2 separate regions of the Mus musculus genome follow, and region 2 is linked to region 1. The links are chromatin loops, found by intact Hi-C in ENCODE. Cell type or tissue: left cerebral cortex. All regions are shown on one strand. Each heading gives the region's core, and the rest is flanking DNA. Links, peaks and the distances in the headings are about the cores only. Region 1 overlaps Pmm1 (phosphomannomutase 1). Region 2 holds the start of Desi1 (desumoylating isopeptidase 1).

Region 1 (2,903 bases), core at 101-2,600:
CCTTTTGTTTCCAACCCAAGACCACAGGCACTTTAGACATGTGCCCAACCCTATTTAGCGCATTTCTGGGTTTCTACGACAGACACATCACTTGAGGTCACCTGTGAATTCTCTATCTTGGGCATTACTTTTGTGCTCAAACAGTTGTGCATTTTGCATTTCTGATGTTTTAATTAGGGGGTGCTCAGATTCAGGTAGGAGGGCTCCCTAATTCTGAGCACTAAGTCAAATAGAGGTCTCCGACTTTTTGATAACCGGGCCCTTCTGTCCTTCCTGCCTCACCACAGAAAATTGACCCTGAGGTATCGGCCTTCCTGCAGAAGCTACGAAGCAGGGTACAGATCGGCGTGGTGGGTGGCTCTGACTACTCTAAGATCGCCGAGCAGCTGGGAGAGGGGGATGAAGGTAGGCATGGCAACGTCTTTTCCTGTTGGAGTTGGGGTGGGGTGGCTCCACCCTGAACAGTTACTGAGTCCCTGACAGTAGCCAGGGACCTTGCTAGATTCTGGAGAAACAGCTAGAAGTGGAGCAGTTAGCATCCTGCCATTAGACGATGCACATTTTAATATCTCCCTGCTGAGACTCGACTGGCCTCCATTTATGTATCTGTTATTTTAGTTTCTTTGTCGTTACTGACCGCATGGTTAACAGTGTCTGTGGCTTGTTGAGAATGGCCATGTATCAGTCCTATGGTCTTTAGGGGAGACATGATTGACTCATGTGTGTGTATGTGCCTACATTTGGAGGTCAGAGGAAAGCTTGCAAGAATCAGTTTTCTCCTTCCATATGGGCCCCAAGGATCAAACTCATGTTTTCGGTCTTGGTGGCAAGCGCCTTTATCCTCTGAGCCATCTCACCAGCTCTGTTTATTGGTTTTGGAGACAGAGTCCCACTGTGGAGCCTTGGCTGGCCTGGCGCTCCGTATGTAGACTCTGTTGGTTTTGGATGGACAGCGCTCCTCCTGCCTTTGTCTTCCGAGTATAGGCATGATCACCACGCTCAGCTTTTTGTTTTGAGACAGAGCTGTGCATTATTGTATTACAAGCTGAGGCTGACTTTGAGCTCACAGCCATCCTCCTGCTTCAGCCTATTGAGTCTTGACGGTATACGTATGCACCGACACATCAAGTACTTATTTTAATGGTGAAAATGGAACATCAAAGTAATCTGGAAACCCTAGTGTCATCTCAGGGTCAGGAAGGCGCCCCCTCAAGCTAGAAGCTTCCTTGAGTTTTCCCTTCTCTCCTTGTTTAGTCGCTACAAGTCCTACCTCTCTCTATTTCCATCTACCCACACCTCCCTTTCTACTACACACCATAGCCCCAGTGATACCATCTGTCACCCAGACATTCCGCAGGGCGTCCAAACTGTGCTCCCTAACTCCCAGCTGATTCTTGTAGCACCCAGAGCTAGAGACTGCTGTGCACTCTCAGTGGGTAAAGAGTCTGAGAAAGGAGCCTGGAGTCTCCATGCAGGAGGGCTGTGGGTGCAGGGTGGAAATGGCGCCCTCTTCTGGACATTCCTGGGAAGTCTTCCAGAAGGGGGCGCTGGATCTTGGAGGATGAGCAGAGGGGACCCCGGAGCCAGGTCTACCTAAGCAATGGCCTAGAGGAATGGCTGGCTGATGTGGGAGCAAGCAAAGGCGCACAGGGAAAGGATGCCAGAAAAGCCGGTTTAGAGCGGAACAGATGGCAGTGCTTGTGCTGGGGTGACAGTGGCTTCTTGTCTCATGCTCTTTCTTTCTCTCCTGGGCCCCAAGTCATTGAGAAGTTTGACTACGTGTTTGCTGAGAATGGGACAGTGCAGTATAAACACGGACGGCTACTCTCCAAACAGGTCAGTGCCCCCAAGGCTTGGCTGGGGCGCCCCACTTTTCCACACTGGGGTCCTGCCGACTTGTGTGTGCCACAGTTCGAGCCTTGTGTTCTGTACAACAGACGATCCAGAACCACCTGGGGGAGGAGCTCCTGCAGGACTTGATCAACTTCTGCCTTAGCTACATGGCCCTGCTCAGACTGCCCAAGAAGCGGTGAGGCCCCCAGACCTGGGCTTGAGGGAAGAGAGTGCAAGTTTTGGATTTTTAATTTTTGCAACTGGGGCTTAGAAGTCAGGACCTCACCCATGCTAGGCAAGTTTTCTGCCTCTGAGCCACACCCCTACACCAGGACCCTAACTCATGGCTGGGTGGATTCTCTTTTTTGTGTTTTTTTTTTTTTTTTTTTTTCCCAAGATGGGGTTTCTCTGTGTAGCCCTGACTGTCCTGGTTGGCCTTGAACTCGGAGATCTGCTTGCCTCCAGAGTGCTGGGGTTAAAGGAGTGTTCCAGCACCACCCAGCAAATAGGTGGATTCTTATACCCTGTGAGGTCTAGGGAGACTATATAGGACAGGTTTTGAAGTCTTCTCCCCGAGCCTTCTTGCTGTCTCACCCCTTTTCTTCGTCACCCGTAGTGGGACCTTCATTGAGTTCCGGAATGGCATGCTGAACGTCTCGCCCATTGGCCGCAGCTGCACCCTGGAGGAGAGGATCGAGTTCTCGGAACTGGACAAGGTGCCGTTTGCCGGGCAGCTGTAGACCCTGTCACTCGGCCACTCTGAGCTTTGCTTTCTCGTCAGTAAAGTGGGTTTGGAGGAGGAGTTTTTGGTTCCGACTTGGACACCTACTGTGTGTCATTTCTCTTTCTGTCACTGCTGATCTGCTTTCCTGGTGTCTGTGCCACCAGCCCCTGGTGACCCAAGCTATGGTCATATTACGATTGCACATTGCTATTCACACCAGATCCAACAACTCTAGGCTCCCATCTGCCCATCTACACAGAACACCTTTTCTTCTTCAGATGACCCAAGGCCCTTCCTTTGTTCTATGTCCCCTCTGCTTCCAGTGTGCCTTTGAGAACGTTTAAAA
Region 2 (2,903 bases), core at 1-2,500, 59 kb before region 1:
GGCTCCTGCTTCCTCCAAAGCTCTCCATATCATTGGAGAGGCAAGAGAAATGTGCATGGGGTCATTGCTGCAACAACCTCCCCTTGGCTATCCCTTAAGGATGCTGCAGGACCAAAATGGCTAGGGGTGAGGGCGAGGTATAACATAGCGGCTCAGCACTGAAGGTCCTATCTCGAGCTCCAACTGGACTGGGACGGTACTTGGTGCTCTGGCTGAAACATTCGTCTTCATTTCTCCCCCAACCTTCAGCTAGAGATTGGCTCAACCACCAGTCCTGTTCCGCCTTCTGGGGAGAAAGGAGCATGACCCAGGTCCTGCAGGTCGACAGCGCTGCTCCGTGGTGAGGCCAGGGGTCGCGCGACACTAAGCGTGCAAGCAAGCCACCAAGGCAGGCCTCATCCAACACATGTGGTGCGGCGAACCTACCTTAACCGCAGGCGGGCAAGCCACTGGGACAGCAGAAGGTGGGCACCACGTCCACGCGGGCTCCTTGTCTCTCGCCCAATCAGCGACGTTGCGTCATCACGCACAACACGCCCTTCGACCCTTCAAGCGGGCACGCCCACTCGCATTTCCCGCTTCCACCCCCTGTTCCCTAAACTGGAACGCTTGCGGCCAGAGAAAGCCCCGCCCCTCGCTTGAAGCTCCGCCCCCGAAACCCGTCAGCACCGAACGCACATGCGTGAAAGTGCGTCCCCGCCCCTGCCCCCTGTTCCGTGCGGAGTCTCTGGGATCTCTCTCTCTGTCACCTCACAGTAGTCGTTGCCGGTCGCGGGTGTCCGGGCGCGAGCAGCGCAGGGCCGCCTCTCCCCCGCCCTCAGGCCGGGCCCCGGCTCGGTCCCCCGCTCCCTCTTCTCCCCACCCCGGTCGGGTACCGGAAGGTCCAAGCCGCTGCCGGGTGCCCGAGGGCCATCGTGGCCGCCGCCACGGGTCCTGATGGAGCCGCCAAATCTCTATCCGGTGAAGCTCTACGTGTACGACCTGTCCAAGGGCCTGGCCCGCCGGCTCAGCCCCATCATGCTGGGTGAGGGGACCGGGGTCAGTGGGAAGAAGGCAGGTGGCCGCTGGAAGCGATCCACCGAGGGGGGTGGGGGAAGACGGGCCCATGGGTGGTAGGAAAGATCCACTAGGGCAAGGACAGTGAGGTGGGATTCCCTGAACCCCTGTCCAGCTTCATGATCTAAGCCAAGGAGACACACGCTCCGGCTGAGAGCAAGCTCCTCTTCAGCTAGAGACTGGGGCTAGCCGACTGATCTTGGTGGATTCCCCAAGAAGCCAGGGAACCCTGCTTCTTTAGCTCAAAGTAGAGAAAGTGAGGATACCTCCAGCTCGTGTCCCTGGTGGTGGAAGCAACACTGCAGACGAGATCCTCTGGTGTCCCTCGGAGCGACTGCCCTCCGCGCCAAAAGGAAATTCCCTCTGCAGTCCTTGGAGTGGATGGGAAGAGAGCGCTAGAGCGGTGGAAGGCTTGAGCCCTTGCCGGCTCCAGGTTAGGTCAAGTCAGGTCACCCTGAGCCAGATCTTGGAACTAATTACGTTCTGTCCGACGATGCAATTTTCGCTCAACAGTTAATTGCTTTTGACCAGATGGTAAGAAAGCAGTTCTGGGGGAGGACCGGATGCTGTATCGGTGAGGATATCGGTTGTGCTCAGTTCAAATGGTTTCATGCTGAGAGAGAAAAAGAGCCCTTCAGTGTAGGTCCAACTTCACTTCAAGTCAAATACCAAAATGTCTGTCATATAGGATTTGTCAGGCTTGTCATTTCAGGTAATGGTGGACAGGAATGGATTTCAGGGATTGAAACTGACATAGTTTTGCATCATTCAATAAATAGCTATAGTGTTTCCTGGAGACATTGGAGGAAGGCCTATTTCTTAAGGAACACAAGGGGCAGGGATCAAGGAAGCAAGGCAAGTTTTGAGGACATCCATTTGTGATGTGTCACTGAGTTGAACTTACTAATCCTTTAACCCTGGGGCAGCGAGTGGTTTCTAAATGTGGTTTCCCATCAGAATCATCTAGGATGTTCGTTAAAAACACAAATACCTGACTGAGGCTGTTGCTCACTCACTGGTAGAGTTCCTGCTTGGCATGCTCCAAGCCCTGGGGTTTGATCTCTAACATGGAAACAAAAAACAAGTGCATTCATTTCCAACATACATTGTCAGATGGGATGGGGTGGGGGGAGCTGAAAAAACTGTATTAGAACCAACTGGGTGAAACACTCCGATGATCCTAGTACTAAGGAGGCTGAGGCAAGAGGGCTGTGGGTTCAAGACCAACAAGCTGGGCTACACACACACCTGAGGGAATAAAAGAAGAAGAAAGGAAGTGAAGAGAGAGAGAAAAAGCTCAGGTCAAAACGGTTCCTCTACCAAAGAAACTGGTAGCAGACAGAGTGGAAGGAAACTTTGCCCTAAACTACTTTGTACTAAATGTGTGCACATTTTGTGAGTCTTACATGTGCGAATTGTGGAACCATGCTTCACAGATACTAAGCCAGAGTCTTTGGAAATATGTTATTTTTAATGAGTGTTTTGGATCATTCTTTATGTAGCCAGCCCATTATCCTTAGAGAGAGATTTGGACCTAAGTCATGGGTTGTTGGCGGGGGTTAGGGTCCGGTCATGACTCGGTGGTAGAGGCCTTGCTTAACAAGGCCCGAGCTCAGTCTCCCGCACACCTGAGAAGAAAGGAAGGCAAATCTGAAAGCAAAACCTGCAAGCATTCTTCTTGTTGTTTGTTTGGGGAACGTTTGAGCCATTGGTAGATTATATCAGTCAGGTTCCAGCTAAGTTCCTTGGAATGCAGCCATGTCTTCAGTTTTATCACAGAGAGGCATCGTTTGTTTCCTTGACCCATAAAGCGCCCTCCAGACTGATTTTTTTTTTCAAAAAGGTAT

Evidence for each region. A loop is a pair of places that touch in the nucleus more often than their neighbours do. Peaks named below come from ENCODE experiments on the same cell type or tissue, not always from the same donor. Only the 100,000 strongest peaks of a DNase experiment are listed, where the experiment ranks them.
Region 2: it touches region 1 in a loop (7-fold over the local background); 5 of 42 quality-filtered maps call a loop at or near these places.

What each region holds. Positions count from the first base shown.
Region 1 is chr15:81,955,295-81,958,197 of GRCm38, reverse strand. It overlaps Pmm1 (phosphomannomutase 1), which reads left to right. Exons shown (of 8, transcript NM_013872.4): 2 at 288-405; 3 at 1,760-1,836; 4 at 1,938-2,029; 5 at 2,450-2,549. Among named protein-coding and RNA genes, the nearest start is that of Pmm1, 4.2 kb to the left of the region's middle. In left cerebral cortex, for the core only: a CTCF peak has its summit at 1,519; DNase peaks (open chromatin) are centred at 405 and 1,511; H3K27ac peaks cover 1,187 bases.
Region 2 is chr15:82,013,999-82,016,901 of GRCm38, reverse strand. It overlaps Desi1 (desumoylating isopeptidase 1), which reads left to right and starts at 682. Exons shown (of 6, transcript NM_134095.3): 1 at 682-1,024. The coding sequence starts at 937. Xrcc6 (X-ray repair complementing defective repair in Chinese hamster cells 6) reads right to left here and starts at 533. Exons shown (of 13, transcript NM_010247.2): 1 at 427-533. In left cerebral cortex, for the core only: a CTCF peak has its summit at 1,369; DNase peaks (open chromatin) are centred at 599 and 1,311; H3K4me3 peaks cover 2,160 bases; H3K27ac peaks cover 1,595 bases.